Linked DNA regions of Mus musculus: regions 1, 3, 4 and 5 are each linked to region 2. The links are chromatin loops, found by intact Hi-C in ENCODE. Cell type or tissue: heart. All regions are shown on one strand.

Evidence for each region. A loop is a pair of places that touch in the nucleus more often than their neighbours do. Peaks named below come from ENCODE experiments on the same cell type or tissue, not always from the same donor. Only the 100,000 strongest peaks of a DNase experiment are listed, where the experiment ranks them.
Region 1: a loop joins it to region 2, with 8 times the contacts of the local background. A loop is called at or near these places in 35 of 42 quality-filtered maps.
Region 3: it touches region 2 in a loop (3-fold over the local background); 7 of 42 quality-filtered maps call a loop at or near these places.
Region 4: a loop joins it to region 2, with 6 times the contacts of the local background. A loop is called at or near these places in 2 of 42 quality-filtered maps.
Region 5: it touches region 2 in a loop (5-fold over the local background); 5 of 42 quality-filtered maps call a loop at or near these places.

What each region holds. Positions count from the first base shown.
Region 1 is chr13:57,257,773-57,262,772 of GRCm38, forward strand. No RefSeq gene overlaps it. Among named protein-coding and RNA genes, the nearest start is that of Gm33197, 14 kb to the left of the region's middle. In heart, a CTCF peak has its summit at 2,341 (motif pointing left); no DNase peak of the experiment used is centred here.
Region 2 is chr13:56,803,911-56,808,910 of GRCm38, forward strand. It overlaps Trpc7 (transient receptor potential cation channel, subfamily C, member 7), which reads right to left. Exons shown (of 12, transcript NM_012035.3): 7 at 603-867. Among named protein-coding and RNA genes, the nearest start is that of Gm52066, 41 kb to the left of the region's middle. In heart, no CTCF peak of the experiment used is centred here; a DNase peak (open chromatin) is centred at 3,091; H3K4me3 peaks cover 756 bases; H3K27ac peaks cover 682 bases; H3K27me3 peaks cover 393 bases.
Region 3 is chr13:56,927,940-56,932,939 of GRCm38, forward strand. Gm22777 (a small nucleolar RNA gene) reads right to left here and starts at 3,009; the gene lies at 2,881-3,009. In heart, a CTCF peak has its summit at 2,956 (motif pointing left); no DNase peak of the experiment used is centred here.
Region 4 is chr13:57,914,631-57,919,630 of GRCm38, forward strand. No RefSeq gene overlaps it. Among named protein-coding and RNA genes, the nearest start is that of Spock1, 8.8 kb to the left of the region's middle. In heart, no CTCF peak of the experiment used is centred here; no DNase peak of the experiment used is centred here.
Region 5 is chr13:56,473,038-56,478,037 of GRCm38, forward strand. No RefSeq gene overlaps it. Among named protein-coding and RNA genes, the nearest start is that of Il9, 6.7 kb to the right of the region's middle. In heart, a CTCF peak has its summit at 2,482 (motif pointing right); no DNase peak of the experiment used is centred here.

The DNA of each region.
Region 1 (5,000 bases), 450 kb after region 2:
GTCTTTGTACCCCAGTAGCTCCCTGCCAGGACAGGATGTCTCTAATGGCTAGTCAGGTGAAAGGAAGCAAGCACAGGTAAGGGCCACCGAGCACCTGTGGGGTGGCTGGGATTGGTGTTGGAGCAGAGACAGGATATGGCAGGGAGAGCCATGCAGGATCAATTAAGCAGAAGTGAGCAGAGGAGAGGGCTGTGCTTAGCAGGATGAGGAAGGGGCAGAGGTGAGCCTTGGAGGAAGGAGCAGAGGCAGAGGGGTGCAGGCCCAGGCCAGGGTGGCTTCCTTCTCTGACACAGAGCTTACCGGGCACAGGGCAGGAACACTGCAATAGCTCCTTCTTGGAGCTGGAGATAGAGCCACTGTAGTCTTAAATCAGTGCTCATTGCAGTTGTCAATCAAAGGCTGCTTCCCTGTGTGACTTTCCAGAGAAAAGAAACCTCGCTGATCCAGCCATCAGGGCCACACCTGGTGTTTTCTAAGGCCTGCTTGAGGTCCTCAAATCCTGCAAATCCTGTCAAAGCTTCTGGTAACGCTGACCAGTCAGGCGATTTTTGAACACAGTGGGAAGATTGGCCCTTCCCCACCTCTAGTCGAGTTTAGGCTTCAGGAACTAGAAGAATATCAGTGTACTCTCCCTACATCAATCTTTACTCCCTGACCAAGTCTAGAAGTTTTTCTGAGGTTACCAGTAGTGACATTTCTGTACGATGATTAACGTTTTCCTGGAGAGATAACCACAAACTGAGGCAAGCGTAGAGAATAGGTTTATAGCGTAGGACTCCACTTGGTATGGGCTGTGTACCAAACCCTTTGAATAACACACTTGGCAGCTAGAGATCCTTTCCTCTACTTACTATGCACACATACCCCCTCCAAACAACACACCTAGCTACCTGTTGGTACCTAGGGCCACCTCTTGCATTGAGCCACCTGCATACCACACTGGAGAACACAGTAGAGTTCTCTTCCCCTTACCAACCACCAAACAGATGAGTCTGTTCATTTGTACTCAGATAATACCAGGTACAAGAGTGAAAAGGACAAACAAATTGAACTGGTTTGGGGTCTATATAAGGCAAACTGTGCCTTCAAACTTCTAGAAAGGGTTCCCTACTTATCATCTTATGCTTCTGAATAATTGATCATGCATATAAAATAGATGCATTATGGGAAGAGACATGTAGAGTGAAAAAATGGTTATATAACCTGTCAATCAAAAAAAAAACCCCCCACCCAAATCTTAACTTTAAATGATAACTTTAGCAATGAGCTCTCCTTTCCTCAGTCCCCATTTGAAACAGCTCCAATCAATATCCTGGGCCCTCAAGTGTAGTCAGTCTCCTGGTTTCTGTAGATCGTAACACTGTATCCCCCTAATCTGTACTGTTGTTTTTCTGTGATTAGAATATTCTTGCTACTTTGTAATCAGTGCAGTCTACTCTTATTTAAAAAGACAGGAGAACTGGAAACCTCAGGCCTAGTGTTGTTGGGAACAAAGGTCCTCTTCACCCCAGATAAAGCACGGATGAAGCCGGACCAGAGCAGTGAACCATTGCACCCCAGTCTAGATTTGTGGGCCAGCTTGCTTGGGTTACTCACAGAAGCATGGGTGATAGGCAGATGCCTCACTGGAAACCCCAGAGGAGTATGGGTAGCAATTCTGGAAAGCTACATCATTGGCATCTCTGATGCACCTTGCAGGAGATCCCACCGCACCCACCCCACGCCCAGCCTTTGTTAACTGTTTACATAAGGTCAGTGAGAGGCCTCGTGACTTTCTGGTGAGTCTCCCGAAACTCCTCAGTCCCTCCAAGAAGAAAGCCGCAGCTCCCTTTATCACCAAGGGAGGCAGACAGCTGTCAGCTCAGAGCAGGGATGGACCAGAACCTGAAGATGCTAGGAGGGGGGCGGGGCATCATGGGACAGGCCTGTCTGTCAGGCTTCCTTGGAGCTGTGGGGGCGATTAGATGCTTGTGGAGCCAAGCTTGATTAGACCAATGGATTCCTTGGCTGTGGGACGTTTTTCTTAAACTCCCACCACCCTAAACCATGTGGCATGGGATTCCTTTTCTATTATTCTAGCTAGGATGTGTGCAGGATTGTATGCGTATAGAAAAGGCTTTTCCTTCATTAGCAGCAGTGGAACTTTCCAGGCCTCTCTGAGGTGATTAGAGGCATATCCACAAGCGTGGAGACTTTAGAAAGCTTGACTCTGGGTAGCATCTTTTCCTGCTTGCTCAGCCTTGGGAACCTGGAGAATAGCTTTATCCTGGGTCATCTACCCTGGCTGATGTGAATTTCCTGCCTAGCCTCAGTTCCAGTTTGGTCCTTTACTGCCCTCTGGCGGCCAACTGGGTTCATTGCCTGTGGATTTGATGCTTCCCTTTCCCCTTGAGTGACAGACACTCAGATGGATGGCTACAGTGTTGCATCAGGGAGAGTCCACGATGGTTTATGCACAAAGAACACATCGCCCCCCACCCCCACCCCAGCAAATGTCTGGAACTTCGATAGGACTATATACCCTCGTATCCTGTGCTTTTCCCTGATACACACATTACTCTGGCAATGATACAGTCTAGGGCTCTTGATTAAGTTTGTTTTCCCTACCAACCAGTTAAGGAATCAAAAGGCAGAACAATCTCAGGCAGCTCAGGTAGCAGTGGCGAGATCTCAGACACCTCAGACAGGGACAGGCAGATCAGCAGCTGAAGAGGCATGGGGGGAGGGGGGGCGTGGGAGGGCTGTGTGAGAGAGATGAAACACACATGTACAGCAGACAAGCAGAGAAAAAGATCCTTTGCAAAGCAGAGGGGACTCGGAAAGCTGGAAATCCACTGGGGGTTTTAAAGTCTCTGGTTCTCCCCTAACTTAAGTCGGCTGCCTAGAAGGAGGGGTGATTGACTGGGTGGTCTGCAGTTGCTGTGTAACCTGTCCTTGATCTCGTCAATCCAGTTCACCATGGATGGGGGGGCTGCTTGGGGGGGGGGCAAAACCTTTCTACAAGACCTTTGTTTTAAGCTGCCAGGCTTTTGTCTCAAGTCAAGAGGGTGAGGAAGGAAGAGGTGGTCATCTTAGTAAGTCACCTTTATTACTTAGCAATGGCTACTCTCCCTATCTGTCTACCTACCAGGGTTTCTATCTAATTCCTGGTCTCTCAATAGTTTATACATTAGGCACCGTAAGAGAGTAACAACACCAATCTTTTTTGTTGGTTTGTTTGTTTGTTTTGGGGGGGGGTTGTTTTTTTTTGTTTGTTTGTTTGGTTGGTATTTTTTTTTTTTTTTGAGACAGGGTTTCTCTGTGTAGCCCTGGCTGTCCTGGAACTCACTCTGTAGACTATGCTGGCCTCGAACTCAGAAATCCGCCTGACTCTGCCTCTCAGGGCTGGGATTAAAGGCGTGTGCCACCACGCCCGGCTTTTTAAAAATTTATTTTATGTATGTGAGTATACAGTTGCTCTCTTCAGACATACCAGAAGAGGGCATTGGATCCTATTACAGATGGTTGTGAGCCACCATGTGGTTGCTGGGAACTGAACTCAGGACCTCTGGAAGAGCAGTCTCTGGAAGTGCTTTTAACCACTGAGCCATCTCTCCAGCACAACACTAATCCTTGACAAAACAGAACAATGTTTACAACATACCCAAAGTATGGCAGTAGACTTGACACCTAAGACAGCTGTGCGGATAGAGGCAGAGAAGTCTCACTTCTCCCTGGCCCTAGCTGCTACATACTGGGTATAAGTCATGGCTTTGCTTTGCTCTGGAAGGACCCCGTGTGTAAACTGTAGAGTTGGTTCTATACTTTTACTTTTATGCATGTTTGTTTTAATTTGCTCTTTGCATTCTGCAAGCACATGACTTAGAATCTGTTGATGAGGACTGGAGAGACGATTCTGTGGTTAAGCGTGCAGATTGCTCATGGAGAAAGCACTGGAGTTTGGTTCCCAGCATGCACCTGGATCCATTCACAGCCACTTGTACGTCCTGCTCCAGAGGATCTGACATAGCTCCTGGGCTCTGCAGGAATCACACCCAAGTGCCCAAGTACACACATCATACACACATGCACACACAAGCATACACATAATTAAAAAGGAAAACATTATGTCTGAAAAGAAAGTCTGGGGCTGCAGGCGTGGCTCTTTGGAGTATTGCCTTGTGAATATTGCCTTGTGACTTACTGAAGATTCACAACTCCTATCTAATAGCAGTTGTTAGCTATATAGGCCTACAGGACTGCTAAACAGTGGGCTTCCAGCAAGGCTTTGGGCAGAGTGCCATGAATCACGTACCCCCTTGACCTTTGATTGCTCCATCAATAAAAAAACCAAAGTGTGGCATCATGTAGCGGCACCTTGGGCGGGTGGGCAGTGCCCCATGGGTACACTGTGTCTACGCTTGGGTTGTCTTCCCAGCAGGAGCCCAGGCACAGCCAGGGCTGACGCAGAGCAGAGGAGCCACACAGGAAGACAGGGTCTTCTACTAGGAACTTACTAACCTATGCCGCGGTGGCTTAGCTGACAAGGGCAACGGCCCAAGCTAATGGCAGAAAAGGACCCATGGATAAAACAGTGGTGTGAAAACCCGAATTTCTACACTTACTTGTGCTCATGGTGTGAATCCCACAGCCTCGGGGTGTAGTACTTGAGTCTTCTTTGGGTTAGCATGAGAACTGGTCTAAATGTAGCCTTGCAAAGGCACCTTGAAGATGTGTCAGTCCCATCGAGGTTAGGCGTGGTCGTGGGGAAGGGCAGCCAATGGTGGGACCACTGTGGTGTCTTCTTAGTCATTTCCCTTCTTTGTCTTTGAACCTTGGTTTTTCTCATTTCTGAAAGAGAACAGTTATATGAATCTCTCCCAAGACCCCTGGAGTCTTAACAACCACAGCAGGTGGTCAGAGATCTGAGGGGTAGCACAGTCGGGGCTCAGTGAGTGAACGATCTTCTGCTCCCCACCATCCAAGTGCTTCTGTGTGTGCATTACTCCTGGCCCCACCTC
Region 2 (5,000 bases):
GAAGGAAGTATATCACTGGGGGTGGGCTTTGAGAGTCCACAGCCCCACCCTCCTTCTAGTTTTCTCTTTTTCCACTTCCTGTTCGTGGTTGAAGATGTGATGTCTTAGTTTACTGATCCATCTGCCTGAAACCACGTTTCTCCTGCCATTATGGCCGCCCCTCCAACTTGAAACTGTAAACCCAAATAAACCCACTGTTTCTGCCTTAATTTGTTCTTGTTCCTGGTAGCTTATCACAGTAACAGAAAAGCAACGGATCCATCCCCATTTCAAAACTGCAGAAAGGGCTGGGTATGGGTGGCTTATGTTTTTTTAATGTCAGTACTCAGGAGGCAGAGGCAGGTAGATCTCTGAGTTCAAGGCTAACCTCATCTGCATCATCCTTTGCAGGCTAGCCTTAGCTACATAGTGGCAAAGTGGGGGATTTAAGTCCTTTGTTCTTCTAATGTCAGAACCTAAACCTTAAAACAATGAGAGCAAAACTCACACCAACCTCAAGGAGGCCTGAGTTCTGCAATGAACTGCCTGAAGGAGGTCCACAGGGACTCCCCAGATGCCCAGAGATGGCATCTGGGAGGGAGCAGCGTGCAGCGGGTACTCACGTGGTAAACGCTGGGTTGTACTTTGCACCTCGGTAGTAGGAGTACAGGTTGAACATTCCGATCATAAAGGCCACAAATACCATGATAAAAATGACCATGAACTTGAAGATGTCTTTCACAGTTCTTCCCAGGGAGATCTGCAAAGGTCCGAAGCTCTCATTGGCTGGCAGGATGTAGGCGATCCGGGAGAAGCTGAGGACAACCGCAATGGCGTACAGCCCTTCCGAGATGATCTGGGGGTCTGAAGGCCACCACTTATCCCTGGCTGAAAGGAAAGAATCTGTGTTACTTGTGTGTGTGTGTGTGTGTGTGTGTGTGTGTGTGTTACTTGTGTGTGTGTGTGTGTGGGGGGGAACCTGCTCTGGTAGGCATCTTTAAAGACTTGATTTTATTATTTTATGTCTGCATGGGTGCAGTGACCCAAGAAGGGTAGAGGGGCTTCAGAGCCCTTCAAGCAGGAGTTACAAGTGGTTGTGAGCCATCTGAAGGGGTGCTGGAACTTGGTCCTTTTGCAGAGCAGCAAGCGTTCTGTACTGCTGAGCAATCTCTCTGCCCGTTAGGCACAGGTAGCATTCTCGGTTGTCCTCTCTGCCTTTGGGTAATCCTAGCACACGAGATGCCATTCTTTTGGAATGAACTGTCTCTCCTGCTCAGAACTTAACTTCAGATCTGACTCATTCCCAGCCATCCTTCATGATTCAGTTTAGGAGTGATCTCTTTCCAGAAGCTGCCCTTAACTCCAGCAGTCTGGGTGGGGTTCCTGGTCTCCCGTGAGCTCCTGTGGTGTCCCGTGTATATCCATTCTGACAAAGGCTGCAGGGCTAACCATCACATTCCCCTCCTCCATGCACAGGAGCTGAGCCCCACACTGGGGAAGCATGAGGAGGCAGTAGAGACCAGCATGGGCTGGACTCAGTCAACTGGGTTTTCTGAGCCACACTGTCCCTGTGTGTGATCACGGCAGACAATCTCACTAGCCTTGAATGACTTTGACTGTTAAGCCACACATGCCAAGAGCTTGGGGCAGGGTCTGTGCAGAGCAGGCACGGATAAATGCCTGTGAAGTGGCTGAACAGACTTCGAACCACATGTTCAGATAGCCACAAGCCAGAACAAATCAGTTTCCGGGGACCAGGAATCTGAAGGGTCTGCCTGTGAACATAATCTTGCTCTGTCCCTCCCTTCACCCCAAAAGTATATGCTGGCAGCCTTTCTCACTGACTGAGTGAGGGTCTCAAAGGGGGTGACCAGCCACACAGCCTTGCCACAGCACTATTGGAGGGACAATGTTGGTGTTTACTGGTGAGTCCTGTGGCCCGAGCTGCCTTACAAGAATCGCTATAGCTGAGTGAGCCTCTACTGGGCCTTACCACAGGCCTACTGTCTAAGGAACAGCACTCAGCCTGGCTCCTAGGTGTCAGGACAAACAGTACGTCTCAGGCGAGGGCCGTTACCTCCCTCCTGGACAGTGCTGGTGCCTGCTTCTCAGTGTCTGGGCAAGAGTACTCCCCAGATGCTGAACATCCTCTATCGCCCCAGACTGCACCACGCGGTACAAACTGCCCTGCTGACAAAGCCAGCAGCATCCCCGTTGAGAACTGCTGAACGAAGCTTAAATGAAAAACATTGAGAAACTTAAATTAGCCCGCACACTAAATTAGCTGTGATTTTCACAACAGCCCCGTAGAGCAGGCATTACTGTTGCCATTTTAAAGATTGGATTTGGGGGTATGGGGCCCTTTTCTGAGCCAGTAAGTGCAAATAGAGAGCCTATTACAAGGCGATTCTTGGCACCCCACGGGAGATGGAGGGGGGAAGGAACTTTATTCTTTATTTTCAAAGCTAGGCTCTCTGTTAAATTAATTATAATAGAGAGAAACCTTTAGTAAGGGAAGCTGTGCCGACAGTTTAATGTAGCGCATTCCAAATTACATTTGGAATGCAATAACACAGATTTTAAGTTCTTACCAAAGTCAGAATTCAGAAACCCATGAAAGACAAAGTATGTATTTTCTAAAATACCTGCTGCTCTCTATGGATAAATAACACATACATTTCACATGAAATCATGAAATGTTTCTATTAAACAGGCACTAAAATGAGTTCCTGTCTTAATGTCACCTACAATTCTCCACCTTCCATCTCAGCTGTAACAGAAAAAGCTGCTCCGAGGTAGCTGTAGTTTCTGGAACTATGTTCCTGGAGGCCGAGGTTGGACTTCCGGTGCAGATGACTCTGCCTGAACCAGCTTGTCACAGCTGGGTGGGCATAAAACAAACGGCACTGCGTGATTCACACAAAGGGATGTTCATCTTGGAGCTGTTTCCATCAGAAAAGAAGTCTTTTCACACAACCTGAACCCACCTCTCTTCCAGCCTACGTTTTTGATACTGAACTGGTTGCACGGCTCGCCGGCAAGGCTCGCCACAAGAGGGCGCTCGGCCCCCATAGCTGGAGCTCATGCGCGCAGCAAGAGCTCCGGAACATTTCCAAGCGCCCAAGGTGAACCGGAAAAGGCAAGGACAGTATTGTGCTGTGGGCTGAGCTGGGACCGAATACAACTCACAGGGGAATAGAAGTCAACATAGAACAATGCTGCAGCCTGCATCGTGACATTAAGGAGAGTGCGCCCATCTTTCCACGAGACGCCAAAGCAGCATAGACCGGAAAACATACATGATTCAAGAAAACCCTGCATTTGTTAGCCAGCAAATGTTGGGAGCAAGGGGCAGGAAGCAGTGGTTGTGACAGGAGCTTGCTCATCTTTTACCACATTTGCGTTACGTGGACAGTTCGCTAAAGGTCATGGCCGTACCCCGCCATTCTGTGGTTAGAAGGGCCATTTGTTTTTATCTACCAGGAGGGACATTTGACATTCAACCCCTTTAAAATATGTGACAGTAATTAATACTTACTAAGCAGCAATCACCTCCGCCCCCTACCCCTAATCCCCCACTACCTCCACCCCTTCCACTTCGACCTCCATCCCCCTACCCCCAACTCCTCCACTACCTCTACCACCCCCCTCCACCCCATCCTTACCCCACCTCCTCCACCACCACCTCCACTACCACCTCCACCCCACCCCTAATTCCCAAACCTCCTCCCTCCTCCCCTCCCCTGCTCCCCCCCCCAAAATCTCCAAGCCTTCCCTCCTCACCCTGTTATCATTCTCTTTTACAACACGGGAGTACAGTGAATGAGGTTTTTAAAAAAAGAGGTAGTATTGATAATAACTGTTACCACCTAGTGAACTTTTACTATGATCATGGATAATGCACACATCTTCAATCTGCATCATTTTTATTTAACCCAAAACAAACCTTTTGACTTAAGAGTTTTTTTTTAAAAAACAAAACAAAAAAATGACTTAAGAGATTTTAATCCTCATCTTACACATGAGAAGTGGACACACAAAAGTTAACTAAACAAAAATAGAAAGTAAAGTATGGAGCTAGACTTGACTCCAGATCTCTCTAATTTTAAAGGTTTGGAACAAAATTAGCTAACTGGGGGCTGCAGAGATGGCTTGGTGGTTAAGAGCGCTGCTCTTCCAGAGGCCCCAGGTTCAATTCCCAGCCTTCACATGATGGCTCTGAACCTCTGCTAGGACCAGGTATGCATGTGGGTGCACAGACGTACATGTATGTAAACAGCCATACACAAAAATAAAAGAAAAATATAGGCTATGATTTTTCAATTAATTGAGGGCCAGGATTTTCTCTTATATAAAATAATATTGTGCTTCTGGTAACATCATAAGAGCCCTACTGGGGTAGGCTAGAGAGACAGACAAAGGAAGACAGAAAAAAGACAAAGGAAGGTAAAAGACCCCTTCCCTGTGGGGTCTAGTTAAACTCTGAGTCAAGAACCCCAGAACAATTAGCACAGGAGGAATGCCAACAGACGGCCATACGCCCGGAATCTGGTAGAAGGGACTGTGGGGAACACACATGACTTGACTCATTGGTATATCAAAAGACCTCCTGGACTTCTAGAACACTGTCAGTGCAGGCACTAAGATCAACCACAAATCAAAGGGACCTCACAGAGCTGAAAGCTTCCATATGGGAAAGGACACCATCATTTGGTCAAAGCAGGAAACTGCAGAGTGGGAAAATATCTTTACCAACTATGGATCTGATGGAGGGTTAATATCTACAATATATAAAGAACTCTAAGCAACCGGACATTAAAAAAACAAACATCCCAGTTAAAAATGGGGTACCTGACTATGTGGGGAGTTCTCAAAATAAGAAACACAAATGGCTGGGGACACCTAAACAAACAGCCAACATTTGCATCAGGGAAATGCAAATCAGAACCTCTCTGAGATTCCATTTCACACCTGTCAGAATGGCGAAAATCAATAAAATGAATGAGCCCTCACCCCTACCT
Region 3 (5,000 bases), 120 kb after region 2:
CACTTTGTTTATATGGATTACATTCCTTGACTTCTTTTTCACATCGAACCATCCCTACATCCCTGTTAGATTATGGTGGATGGCCATTTTGATGTGTTCTTGGATTCAGTTTGTGGCTATTTTGTTGGGTATTTTTTGCATCCTTGTTCACAGGAGAAATTGATCTGTAATTCCCTTTCTTTGTTGGGTCTTTATGTGATTTGGGTAACAGGGTTTCTGCACTAAAACCATCTGGCCCTCGACTTCTTTTGATTGAGATACTTTTAATGAGTACCTCTATTTCAGTAGGGGTTGTAGGTTTATTTAAATCGCTTATCTGCTTTGGGTAAGTGGTACCTACCAAGAAAAATTACCCATTTCTTTTCGACTTTGCAATTTGGTGGAGTACAGGACTTTAAAGTATGTCCTTAGGATTCTCTGGATTTCCTTGGTGCCTGCTGTTATGTCCCACTTTTGTTTTCTGATTTTGTTAATTTGTATCTCTGCCTTTTAGTTTTGATTTTGTTTGTTTATCCTGTTGGTTTTCTCAAAGAACCAACTCTTTGTTCCACTGCTTCTTTGTTTTGTTCTCTTTGTTTCTATTTTATTGATTCTAGCCCCCGAGTTTGATTATTTCTTGCTCCCTACTTCTCTTGCCTGCTCTTCCTTCCTTTTGCTCTAGAGCTTTCAGGTGTGCTGTTAAGTTGCTACTGTGAGATCTCTCCAGTTTGTTATGTAGGCACTATGAACTTGCTTCTTAGAACAGCTTTCACTGTGTCCTGTAAGTTTGGGTATGCTGTGCATTCATTTTCATTGAATTCTAGAAAGTCTATAATTTCTTTATTTATTTCTATCTTGACCCAGTTCTCAATCAGTAGGGAGTTTTTTCGGTTTCCATGAGTTTTTTGAGCTTTCTATCATTTCTGTTGTTGTTGATATTCAGCTTTAATCCACAGTGGTCTGATAAGATGCAGGGAGTGACTTCAGTTTTCTTTTATCTGTTGAGACTCGCTTTGTCTGAGTATGTGGTCAGTCGGTGCAGAGCAGAAGGCATATTCTTATTCCTTTTGTGTTTGGGTAAAATGTTCTATAAATATCTGTTACATCCATTTGGTTTATGGCATTTGTTAGCTCCAGCATTTAGCTCTTGTTTACTTTTGTCTCAATGACCTGCCTATGGGTGATAATGGGGTATTGAAGTCTCCCACTATCAGAGTGTAAGGGTTAATATGTAATGTAAGCTGTAGTAAATAGTGTTTCTTTTATGACTGTAGATGTCCTGTGTTTGGGGCATAGATATTAAGAGTTCAAATGTCATCTTGGTGGACTTTTTCTTTCATGAACATATAGTGTCCTTCCTTATTTCTTTTGATTGGTTTTGGTTTAAAGTGTATTTTATTAGATATTACAATGGCTACAACAGCTTGATTTTAGGTCCATTTGCTTGGAATATCTTTTTTTTTTAAACCCTTTACCTTGAGGTAGTGTCTATCCTTGATGTTGAGGTATGTTTCTTGGATGCAACAAAAGGATGGATTCTGGTTTTGCATCCATTCTGTTAGTCTGTGTCTTTTTTTTTTTAAATTACTATTCTTTCTTTTGATTTTTTTAAAGCTTTTTATTAGTTCTTTGTGAATTTCACATCATGGACCCCAATCCCACTCATTTCCCCTTCCCTTCATACCTGCCCTCTACCTTTGAAGCTCCCCCACTCAACAGAGGGAAAAAAAAAAACCTTACTGTGAAAAAATGTAGTATGTCACATTATGTCCCAGAGCAAACCCTTTGTCCACACCTCTTTACTTGCAAGTGTTTATTGCAACGACTCTTTGCTCTGGTTTGAGGTCTTTGGCTTCTGCTACTCTATCAGTGCTGGAACCTCAATGGGACTCCTCTCAGATATTCTGTTGTTGCCCTTTGTCATGGAGATCCTGTAGTTTTGCATTTGTGGAACCAGTCCCTTCATGCACTCCAGCAGTTCATCAATGGGGTAGATGTTGGTTGAGCCAATTCAAGGCCTTGGATCTGGGCCTGAGAGGATATGAGCTGGTCAGCCTACTGGCTCTCCAGCTCTCATGCCCTCATGGCTGGCTCACCAGCAACCCTGCAACCAGGGCCATCTCTGTCCTGCTGCTCAGGAAAGATGCAGAGCCAACTCTCCTGAATGTTGCAGCTGGTGAGGAACATGGCCAGTTCTACTCTTATCACCCAGGAGCCAGCTCTCCTGCCTGCCATAGATGACAAAGGATGAAGGAGGGGCAGGGGCAAGTCTCCTGCTCTCATGCCTTCAGGGTCAAATTTCTCATGATTTCCAGGTAGCAGCACACACCCAGAATGTCTGCCTGGCCTTTGGTTGTAATAGATCCTTGCTGTTTCAAGGCCATAGACCCATTTATGAACCCTGATGACAGCACAGGCCAGAGCCTTACCATGGTCCCAGGTGGCATCACTGGCTACTCATATCATGCTGTTCCTCACTACCCGTTTTGCTTCTCTTCATGTGCCCACATCCTTCTGTTTCTCTTTCTCTTCCATTTCTCCACCACTTACTCCTCTTAGTAGTGCCTGGGGTCTCTGAGTGTCTTGGGTCATCTCTGGAGTGGTCTCATGAGTGCTATGCCCTGCTCATGCATTATGGCACTGGGCAAGGGTCAACTTTGCATGGTCTGATATCCCCCTACTCATGGCCTGCATGGCACTGTACTGGTGGTCATCTCAGGCTACATCCTGGTCTGGGCCCCATAGTGCCTATCTGGTGTTCATCTCCAGTTTGATCCTTGCCCAGGGCCCCAGGTCCCAGGTGGGGTTCTTCTAGTCTCTGACTTGCTCCTTGTCCTGACAGCCCATCGGGACCTGCCTGGTGCCAGACTGGTGGTCATCTCAGGTTCGGTCTTTTCAGGGAATATTAGATTACTAATATTCAGATGTTCCTAGACCAGAACACTAAGCATAGACATAGCCTCTCCTCTCTGCCACCTACTGACAAACATGTGACATAGCAGCCAAACATGCAGTGCCTCTCGGGATGTTTTATTATTGGTGAATTCTCTCTCTCTCTCTCTCTCTCTCTCTCTCTCTCTCTCTCTCTCTGTGTGTGTGTGTGTGTGTGTGTTTTACTGGTGAGTTAAGACCATTGATATTGAGAGAGATCAGTGATCAAGGATTGTGGATTCTTGTTATTTTGTTGTTGTTGTTGGTGGTGGTGGTGGTGATGGTGATGGTGGTATGTGTGTGTTTCTCTTCTTTGATTTCAAGGGAGTAGTGTACCTCCCTAAATTGGAATTTTTCTTTTAGCACCTTCTGTAGAGCTGCATTTATAGATATATATTACCTAAATTTGTTGTTTTCATGAAGTATTTTATTTTCTCAATAGATGGTTATTAAAAGTTTTGCTGGATATCATAGTATGGCCTGACATCTGTGGTTTCTTAGAGTCTGCAGCACATCTGTCCAGACTCTTCTGATTGTTAAAGTCTCCATGGAGAAGTCAGGTATAATTTGAAAGGTCTGTGTTTATATGTTACTTGGTCTTTTTTCCCTTTCAGCTTTTAATATTCTCACATTTTTCTTTATGTTTAGTGTTTTGATTATTATGTGCCAAGGGGATTTTTCTTCTGACCTAATCTATCTGGTGTTCTTTATGTTTTTTGTACCTGTATAGGCAACTCCTTCTTTAGGTTAGAAAATTTTTCTTCTAAGGTTTTGTTGAAAATATTTTCTGGGCCTTTGAACTGAGCAGGAGCAGCAGCAGCAGCAGCAGTAGCTGCTGCTGTTGCTGCTGCTGCTCCTCCTCCTTCTCCTCCTCCTCCTCCTCCTCCTCCTCCTCCTCCTCCTTCTTCTTCTTCTTCATATATTGCTCCTAGGTTTGGCATTTTCATATCATTCCAGATTTCCTGGATGTTATGTGTCAGGAGTTTTTAGATTTAACATTTTCTTTGACTGATTGACCCATGTCTTCTATGGTGTCTCCAATGCCTGAGATTCTCTCTTCCATCTCTTGATCAAGCATGCCTTTCATGCCTGTGCCGTTCCTGTTTACATTCCTAAAATTTTCATTTCCAGAATTCCCACAGTTTGGGAACTTATTGGCTTATTGGTTAATTGAGAATGTATTGATTCTATTTCCATTTTCAGGTCTTGACAGGTATATTCGTTTCCTTGTGCTGTTGTGTTCTTCTGGACTTCTATATCACTTTCCTCTTTAAGGATTCCTATCATGTTAATACAGGTGGTTTTAAGTTTTATTTGTTTGTTTATTTTGTTGGTCTGTTTTGTGTTTCATCTATATTGGAATAGTCAGGGCTTGCTTGGTAGGACAGATGGGCTCTAGTGGAGACACATCACCCTGACTGTTACTGATTATGTTTTTATGCTGGTATCCAGGCATCTGGGATTGGTGTGATTATAGGTCTAGGAGCTGAGCCCTGAATTTGTCTTTGTTGGGTGAGTGTTTTGTTCCTTGGTTTCTGTTCCCTTTCTGGGCATTCCCAAGAATGTGACAGTTGTATGTTGCCTAGTAGGAAATTTTCTTTGCACAGATGGCCACTGGGGGTTCCAGGTAAAATGTGTTTCTGGGTACCGGGAGCTGACACTTAGGAATGGGGATAGGTAAAAGTCTGAAGAGTTTACAGCATGGAGGAGGCCAGCATGTCCACTGAGGACCTGCTCCTTTTGTATCTTTGGAACTGGAGGAGTCAGTGAAGAGAGGTCACCCCAGAGGGTCAACTATAGAACTGGCAATGAGACTTGGAGTTGGATCTAGAAGAGCAGAAGGGAGAGAGGGAAACCTATAGGCAACCTACCTACTTCCCTTGTAGGAGTGGTTGGTCTGTGGATCAGCAGGGAGTGCCTGCCAGAGCTGGGGGCTGGGATAAAGCAGCAGGCTGAGAAGGGGACGTTAGAAGGGGAAGCTCTGTGGGATCCACAGGAGATGTGGTCTGGGGAAACAGAGCAGCAAGCACTCTTAACTGCCGAGCCATCTCCTTAGCCCCGAGGTCCACATATTTTACAAAAGACAAATT
Region 4 (5,000 bases), 1.1 Mb after region 2:
CTATGAGCTGCCACCGTGCTCATCTACATCAGTGTCATCTCTCTCTGTGACGTGCTGCTTCCCTCAGACCCCTCAGCTTATCAACAGCATTGTGAGAAGTCATAAGCTTTTACTAACTCATATGCATATGTATATGTATATATGTGTATCTCTCTTTCTGTCTCTCTCTCTCTCAGTGTGTGTGTGTGTGTGTGTGTGTGTGTAGTATGTATGAATGTGCATGTGCACATGTGTGTCTGTTCCTGTGGAGTACATGGCCTACTGTGCAAGGGATCCCGTTGTTTTGGGTGACTGTGTGCAACTTAAGTCTTTAGCAGCTGAGACTCGCAAAGCACAGTAGTGTCAGAGGACTTCAGAGGACTTCAGGGGACTCACACTCCATGAAGATCGTGGAAAAGTAAAACAGGGTTTCGATTTGTACCAGCTGGTTTTGTGTGTCAACTTGACACAGGCTGGAGTTATCACAGAGAAAGGAGCTTCAGTTGGGGAAGTGTCTCCATGAGATCTAGCTCTAAGGCATTTTTTCAGTTGGTGATCAAGGCAGGAGGTCCCATTGTGGGTGGTGCTATCCCTGGTCTGGTAGTCATGGCTTCTATAAGAGGACAAGCTGAACAAGCCAGGGGAAGCACGCCAGTAAGTAACATCCCTCCATGGCCTCTGCATCAGCTCCTGCTTTCTAACCTTCTTGAGTTCCAGTCCCGACTTCCTTTAGTGATGAACTGCAATGTGGAAGTGTAAGCTGAATAAACCCTTTCTTCCCAACGTGCTTCTTGGTCATAATGTTTGTGCAGGAATAGAAACCCTGACTAAGACATGCTTATGGGACAGCCTACCTGGTCCTCTCCCAGGAGTCCTGGGGATCTCTCACCTGTAATAGCGATAGCTCCAGCAAGGTTTCTGTTGAAATGGTGTGAGGTTGCTTTCTCAGCCCACAGTCTCTGTTCCCTCTGGGCAGCTAACAAGGAGGCCAGAGATCCTGGGAAATCCCGGGGTAGGAAAGACCCAGGCTGCTTTGGGGAAGTGAACCTCAGACTCTTTACCTATTAGACCATCAGCTACAAAGTTACTTCTTTGTGTCCTGCCAGCTGCTGCTGTGGACACATCAGGGACTGAGTCAGACAAACCCCATCTTTACCAAGCATATTTCAACAGAGAACTCTCAGTCTGTCTGTGGTGCTGGGGCAAGGTAAAACTTCATCTTGGTTGGACTCTTCTGTGCTGCAGCAGGCTCCCAATAAATTCTAATACCCTTGTTTCTGGAATGTTCTGCCCTCCAATTCCCCAAAGGTTCAAACAGTCACTGTTGGATGTCAGAAGCATGGCCATCTTGGAGAAGCTAAAATAGCATAAATTGTCCGAAACAGCCTGTGTCACGGGGTCACCCAGAGGGTTAAACAAGTGCACATTTGTACAGTCCTTAGAACTGCCTTACACGTAATACAAGCCGTCTGAGAGTTCCCTGCTGGATGCAAAGTCCCTCACCTAAACTCAGGTAGAGGAGGCGCCATCGCCCCCTTCTGAGGTTTGGAGGGGCTAAACATCCTGCTCAATGTTGTAAAAATGTCAGAACTCAAAACAGCATTATCCCTCAGGCCTGGGGTCTATGCCTGGATGCTCCTTCCCCTTACAGGACAACCTGAGATGGGCAATGAAGACATTGTAACTCTGCGGCTGACTAACATGGGAACCTGCTTTTCCTTTTTCCCTCAGAAAAACCATCCAGATCCCTTTTCTTTGTTTCTTTGTATTCATTTCAAGAGGAGAAAGGCAGCCACATCCTCACACCAGCCTCTGTATACATGATCAGGCCCCGAGACAAGAGAGAAGGGCTTCCTTCCTTCTCAGAGTCAATGCCAGATGGCTGCCTTAAGAAGAATAGCAATTTGTATATACACTGGTTCACACATAGGGACTTGGAGACTCCTGGTGCAGAGAGGAGAGAGCCTGGCCAGCTCCTGAGAGACAACATCCTGAAAGAGCCCCAGGTCTACAAGCATCCCAAGACTGAGAGAAACCAAATTCCCTTCTGCACACCCACCATCTCCCTGTGTCTCCACAGTCCACCAGTCCTTGTAGCTTACTGTTCTGTTGAGAGCAGCCATCCATGAGGCGATTTTTCATTATGGTTTTCGTGTTTGTTTCTATGATAATTGGTGGCGCCAGGCATTTTTACGTTCACCGGCTATTTGTATATATTATCTGGAGAAATGTCTGCTTGTGTTTCAAATTACAATTTTGTGGTTGTGTTATAGGAGTTATTTATATATTCAGGAAGGATGTTTCAGGGCAAAATCAGCTAGGATAGCCTTGTAAGACCTGTGGGAAGATACAAATTATCAGCGTGGGGTTCTCACAGAACCTGTTTCTTACTATCCATGGACTCAGACAACTTGAGTTGCCATCCTGCCAGTTCGTTTCTCTCTATGATGGGAATGGTAGCGACATGTCTTCTTCCAGTGACCTTGGGAAACATAGAGAGCTATACAAAGCTCACAGAGCCTTGGAAGCACTGGGCAGGATGCAGGACTGTCCATGCTGTTCTTATTTAATGCTTTTCAAGCTTGTGTGGCAGTCCAGCTCATCCCTGGATGGACAGAGACACGGAGGCCCAGGGGACAGGTTTTAAACCACTTACACAAGTGTCCCTGTTAGTTCGATTTAAGGTCAAAATGTTAGGAGGAACTTGTCTGGTTACACACACGTTCACATAATTTAAAGATGCCTACAACTACGAAAGATATCCTCAGGCAATTTGCAAGTTAAATCTGTACCATTTCACTCAAAGCGTGAAGTGAGAATGGAATTATCCATCCAGGGAGAATTGCAGGGGAGACAGCAGGGGGTCCCTAGAAATTCTCCCAACATCTTCAGTGAGAAAAGACTAGATCCAAGAATTTAGCATCTGCCCAACAAAGGAATATTATGCAGAGAATTAAAATGACGGCTATAAAACCCATGAGACAACACGGGAAAGTGAAGGATAAAATGATCACGTTACAAAAGAGAACTGAATATTCAGAGTTTTGAAAACAAGGGGTGGGGTGAGAAAATCCCTGGGGACTGTGTGGCTGGGTCAGGGCACGATTGGCAGTGATGATGCAGTTTCTGGTGCTGGGTTTGAGTTCTCCTGGCAGCTCCGTAGGAGTGGGTCTGTAGTTTAGATGCTGGTTCTAGATTGAGGATGGGGCACATCTGGAACTCAGATCTATCATTTGGGGCACACTCTGTGAACTTCGAAAGAGCTTGTCCTGATCGGGCCACACTTTTTGTCTGCTAAGTATCCTCAGAATGAAAGGGAACCCCATGCCCCTTGCCAGTGCTGCTTGGGCAATGCTGGCAGCCATTTTGTTACATCTTCTCCACCCTCGTGTCTTTTTTTTTTCCTCTTAGTTTAGACCCACCTTGTTTTTGTTTTTCTCTTACTGTGATTTAAAAAAACAAAACAAAACAAAACAAAACACTCCAATGAAAGCAACTTAAAGGGGATGGGTTTATTTCCATTCATTCGAGGTCCAGTGTCTGTCACTGGAGAGGAAGTCACAGAGTCAGGAGCATTGCATCAGCAGTAAAGCAGAGAGTGGGGGGTGGATGCACCCTGCTGCTCAGTTCCATTATACTGTCCAGGACCCAGCCAGGGAATGGTGCTGGCCACAGTGGACAGATCCTACCATCCTGATTAATATACTCAAGATAATGCCCCTAAAGCCATGCCTAGAGGTCCATCTCATGGGATAACCTAGACCCTGTCAAGTTGACACCAATCACCACACCCCTGAAGTCTAGATTCTGCAGATGATGGAATGCATGAGACGTGTGCGTTGCTGAGTCTGGCTTGTTGCTGAGTCTGGATTAATGGGATAATCTCCAGTTTCATTCATTTGCTTGCAAGTGCCCTAACTTCATTCAGCTTCCTGTCCAATGGTGTACATACATTACATTTTCTCAGTCGGTCCATCTAAGCTGGGCCATGTCTTTCAGCTGCCCCACTTTTGGTTACCATGCAGGGAAGAACTATTTTGAGAGTCAGAAGCCTGGACTCAGTTAAAGCTGTTATCTCCCCTGGTATGCTTGGCTCCGTTTCTTCAGAGGGATAGGAGAGGGCCACGCACTGGTATTCAGAATTCTACTCACTATACAGGTCCGCCGTATACTCTGCTTCCACACTGAAAGCTCTATGTGCCTTGAGTCAACTCAAACAAATTGATGGGAGAAAGAATACATCAATGTGAAAACAGCCAAATGCCCCAAAAAGGTAACTTACCAAAGAAATATAAATGGCCAAACTATAAATGTGACAGTTGCCTAGCAACTGCAATAAACAATTAAAACAATAAGTAATCTATCAAGTTTTCAGAGTTTAGAAAGTCCTAATGCCCTGGCTGACAACACGAAGAAGAGATGTTCTCCCGTGCTGCCCGTGGGCTTCCTCGGTACAACCCAGCAAGAGCTCAGATTCTTGACAGTTTCATTAAGAGCCATAAAATGTTTGTAACCTTTGGCTTTGTGATTTCTCCCTATAGGAATGTAACCTAAAATGCAATTAAGAATTTTTACAAAGCTCGATCAGCAATAGAAACCGCCTAAATGTCTGGAAGCTGCAGACTGGCTCGATAAATTCCAGCTCTATGATACCATGTAGCCGTCGGAAGTCACTCTGCTCAGGGAAATGATGTTTGTCGAATAGAAATGACGGATCAGTATTATCTTAAGTTGGCTCTCTAGAGGCAGAGCCTGACACAGAGATTCATGAGGAAGTGGCCCAGTGACAGCATGCTCTGAGGAAAGCAGGGAAGTAGGTACGGGAGAAGAAAAGCATGCAGAGACCGGAACACTGTGTCACACGCTTATAATCCCAACAGTGGGAAAGCTGAGACAAGAGGATCAGAGTTCAAGACCATACTCGATTATACAATGAGATCCTACGCCAAACGCCAAATCCCCTTTCCCAGTAAAAACAGAGTTATGACTGCTTTCTGGTTACCTTTGGCTCCTTAGGCTAG
Region 5 (5,000 bases), 330 kb before region 2:
GAGATGGCACCTTCCTTCCTGTCCATCCCTAGTTCTGTGTCCTTCCATGCTACTCATAGCAGAGCCGTGAAGCTCAGTGGTCAGCCCTGTATGGGGTAGTTCGTTGTCATGGGGATGGCTTGAGGAAGAGGGTCCCAGTCACTCATAAACCATCCTTAGGTTTCCTCATGAGTCCTGTGTTATCAGTCCATGCCCTTTCAGGATCCTGGTAGCAGATCCCTTCCTAGAACGGAGCTGTGCTATACTCTGCCCTGATGTGTATCCTCTAAACCTGGGAGCTTGCTTTCTGTTTACAAGGAGCTTCATAACCAAAGAAAGGAGATGCGCTCTTCCCGTGACCCCTTGTTTGAACATTTACAAGCAATCCCACACAGCCTTCCTGACTGACTGCAGCACGTGGTGATCACTACCGCATCTCTGTGGCATGAGAGCCATCTCCGGGTGGGTTGTCCAAGCCTAGATCCTGCTGGCTGAAAAAAGAGAACTCGTTATGTGGCCCCTCTCCTCTCAGGGCTACTGTAATCTGAACAGACCTCATCCCGAGGCAGATGCTGACAACACCTGTAGAACCAGCAAGAACAAATTACTGGAGAGTAGGAAGACCCAGCCATCTCTGCCCAGTGCCAGGTGGGCCACAGCCATCATCCTGAGCTTGGACTCCCTCCCTCCATGATTGCAGACTGTTTCTCTCCCCAGTCTAATGATGGAAGGAAGCAGCAGACCATGGACCAGGCAGCCACCATCTCTTTCAGCTCTGGATTAGCACCTGAGAAAAACAGGCAAGACATTCTGTGCCCACGGATGATGAAAACCCAGCATAGACTTGCGCTCCCAAATAAAAGCACCGTAAGCCCCTTGGGTTGTTTCTGTGTGACATGCAGAGCTCTCTCCCTGGCTTCTGAGAGATCTTGGTCACCTTCCTCTCTATCCAGTTTAGGTCTGTGGAGATGTTGCCATCCCAGAGAGAAACCAGTGTGTGTCATTTTCTTCCCGGTCCTCGAGATTGAGAGGGAGGGCTCGGTGTCTAGAAAAGAACATATAGGATAGGAATATCCAAAGATTCTCTCCCAAGCCTGAGCAGTGTCATGTGATGGTGTCGTTGCGTGGCAGGTGACAGCCAGAGCTTGCAGGGGTGGGTGTTCTGTGGACATGACTTTTATGTGGAAATCATAATAAAAGGCACAGTCTGCTTTCCAGTGTGACGTCGTGCATCTGTCTTACCTCCTTTGGGAACCACCTAGGAGGTAGCACTGCTATTGTGTGGCATGCGTCCACATGTGTGCTTGCAGCAGCCACACCTACCGCACCCCCCAAACCCCTCTCAGCACACACGGCTGGATGTGGCTTCAGAGTCCTGCCCAACACTGTCACCTGGGCAGCCACCACCAGCCACGCAGAAATGTGGTCCAGGGTGATCTTATACCCCAGTGAGGAACTGTCCTCACAGCCATGTAAACAAGCCTTTAAGATCTTCCTTGGGGGCTGGAGAGATGACTCAGTGGTTAAGAGCACCATCTGCTCTTCCAGAGGTCCTGAGTTCGATTCCCAGCAACCACATCGTGGCTCACAACCATCTGTAATGAAATCTGACGCCCTCTTCTGCTGTGTCTGAAGATAGCGACAGTGTACTCCCATACATAAAAGAAATAAATCTTTTTAAAAAAAGATTTTCCTTGGTTTGCCCCAAGGAAGAGGTAGTAGGGGGATCCACCACCTCTATGTGATCTAGACCGAGCACCAAATCACAGCTGCCTCCCCCACCCCACCCCACCCCAGAGGCTGACATAGCCACTCTCCCCTGTGTAGATCACAGGTGTTTCCTCACAGTGCTCTCTCCACATCCATCCTCCACAGCTCTTGGAGTTCAAAGCCCCCTCCCCTGGGCAGCTCTGAACCCAAGGCTATGGAGCCCCTGGTGACTTAGTCATCACACGTGTGTTGAGCACCTGCTGTGTTGCAGGCACTGTCTCCAGGGGTAAGAGCGGAGGAGCCCCAGCAGAGTTTTCATTCTAGTTTACTAGACTCTAACAGGAAGAGGCTGGCTTCATTCCCACCACAGCACCACGGGCAGGTACTGAGGGTGCTGGCAAGGAGATGCTCCTGGTGTGTTACAGGATGCCGAGATGGACCCAGAGTACTTCCTCTATCCCATTCCAGGATATGTCGTGTAGGCGTGCCCTGGTGCCTGCCTTGGCTGCACAGTTGGGTTGGAAGAGTGGTGTGTTCAGAGGCCAGTCAGGATCTCCCACTGTGTGCTCCTAGATAGGCAGAGAGTTTACTCCTCTGTAGTGAATGCATAGAAGGCAGCTGGAAGCCCTTCTGCTCGTCTGAGACATCGCTTGCTGTACAGTCCTTGCGAGATCCCATGTGCACATGAGAAAACAGGAGTGGAGAGGAAGGCAGTATCTTAGAGTCATAAGAAGTTAGATTTTGGTCTTGTGGGACACTGTCTCTCAAAAGCCTGTTTGGCTGATATGCCATAGAATCACCACTTGATGGCAGCAGACATCAACTAAATCCCAAGGCTGTCTGCTAGCTGGTGACCTGTAGAGCATGGGTCCTGGGCACTTCCCTCCCTGTCTCACTGTTCGCCTTGCCCCAGGGTGCTGTCCTTTCCTTGGGTTCCAGCCTCAATGCCTATCTGCATAATCTCCACATGTTCTGCCCACGTGGGCTTCTCTTTTCCTCATCTATAAAAAAACAAACAAACAAAAACAAAAACAAAAGCCAGTCTTCCTCCGCGATTCGGGGCTGCTCAGCTTTCTGCTCGGAGGTTGACAAAGGGTGGATGATGTATCTGTGTACCCTGGGCCTGGTCTGTGTGAAACCCCGAGAGCCCCAGCTGCCCCTTGGTGTCTTCATAAGCATGCTTTGGAGTGGGGTAGATGTAAATACTGAGTCGGTCTTCGAATGCTCAGGACACAGGACAGGTTATTGGTCTGGGTTCTAACTCCCAGAATCCTTTGTGCTAAACTGTTGTCAAAGAAGATTCCAGAAGCATGTGATTCAGTTGTGACATTCAGGGAGCTGTATACCCAGAGAAGCGTGACTTCTGGCCACTGGCCGAGCATAGAGAGGGCTCACTGGGCTTGGTTTCCCTGAGCATGGAGGGGGCCCCTCTGGGTTAGGTAACCCAAGTCCTAAGAACGGTGTTCACGGTCTCATAGCACGCCATCTTTCCTGCACCTGCATGCTTACTATGGTTGTGGAGTCATCGAACCGCGTCCTTGGGTGCGTGGATGCAACTTGTTTTTATTTTCTACCTAAATTTAACTGTCCTCCTCCTCCCCCCAGCTGGCCTCACTTCTCCCACCCCCACCCCACTAAGCCCCATTCTATCCAATACCCAGGAGTGGGTCTGGGGTGTGATTTTGCCACTTGTGGGGAAATTTTAGGAATTCCAAGTGAAATGTTCAACTCAAGATGGCTCCCTTTTCCGTTTGGAGGTGACTTTGGATTCTGAGGCTGGGATACAGCCTCAAAGGATACAGCCTCAGGAACCCCAGGTGTGCCCTCCTCATCCCAGGTGTGCCCCCTCCTTACACCAGGTGAGCCCTCCTCACTCCAGGTGTGCCCTTCTCACCCCAGGTGTGCCCTCCTCACTCCAGGTGTGCTCCTTCCTTACTCCAGATGAGCTCTCCTCACTCCAGGTGAGTCCTCTTCACTCCAGGTGAGTCCTCCTCACTCCAGGTGTGCCATCCTCGGACTTTGTCTGCAGGAGTGAATCTTTTTTTTACTCAACTTTACAGACAAGCCAAGGGAAAGCACCAAGCTGGCAGGTGGTTTTGATGTGGCAGCAAGCCTGGGTTTCTATTGCTCGGCCTCTCCCCCTTGCAGTAGCTGGTGTTGTCTTCTGAGACCATCCCAACCACCAGCATCCGCCTGCCCCTCCCTGCGATCCTGAATGAGTACAGTCAGCACAAACCACAATGAGTAGTCTGACTCAGAAGACCCAGATGCAGGGGAAACCACCCGGGTTGCCATGAAGCCAGCCAGTCAGGGTGCTGCAGAAACCTCTGTTCCTCCTGGAGATGACCCAGAGCCAGAGGGAGCATATGTGAGCCCCAGGCTGGAGTAAAGCTGTCTTGTACACTCAGCTCCTCAATCCCTTAGCGACACCCTGAAACCCAAACAGCTCAGCCAACTCAAGGTTGTTGTGACTCTTTCGGCTGTCAACCTTAACCTATCCGTGTGAACGTTCTTGGGCTTTGAATATTGATGCGTTTAATTACAGAATTTTGCCCCAGGTCCTGTTATGGGTGTTATGTAAGGATTGGCACATGAATTGTGCATTAACTTTTGAAAGGACTAAAGTGGGTGAAATCTGAACCCTTTCTGACCTTTGCTTGCTGGATAAGTGAGTCTGCCCTGGGGCTGCGGTGAACCCATCTGACCCTCAGGCTGTCAGAGGAAGTAGTGTAGAAATCTCACACAGATAGGAGAGCGACAGAACGGGGTGGGCAGAGAGAGGGGTTGGCAAGCAGAACCAGCTGGAAGTGGCTCTCTGCTTTTCAGTTTCCACCAGCTGAAGGCTCTTGGGAACGTCTCCAACCTGGAAAGCTTCGACTCTCATGCTTATAAAGAAGAAATGCCAGTGTCTACTTCCTGCCAGTCCCGAGTTCTGCCTCCTGGTACAAACAGAAACAGTGCAGAATGTGAAGTGTTTGATCTGATGATTATTGTAAATGAGTGGCACTCCCTCAGCATCTCCTGTCTATCACACATTGAGTGATAAGTTTGGAAGGATTTGCCTCATTTTTGGGGGTGGGGGTGGGGGGCAGGAACCACAGACCAGAGTTAGGCACAACACAGACTCAGACACCCTCCTTATTCAATGCCCTGTGTAGAGGCATTGAATAATAGTTCTGGAACCTTCATGCATGAAGACAGAACCCAGGTTCTGTTCCCCCTCACACCTCTGTATCAGCAGGTAGAAGGGGAGAGGACCATTTTCTCTGCCAAAGATCCTATCCTTGACCTTGTGTCTGCCAGTGTATCAG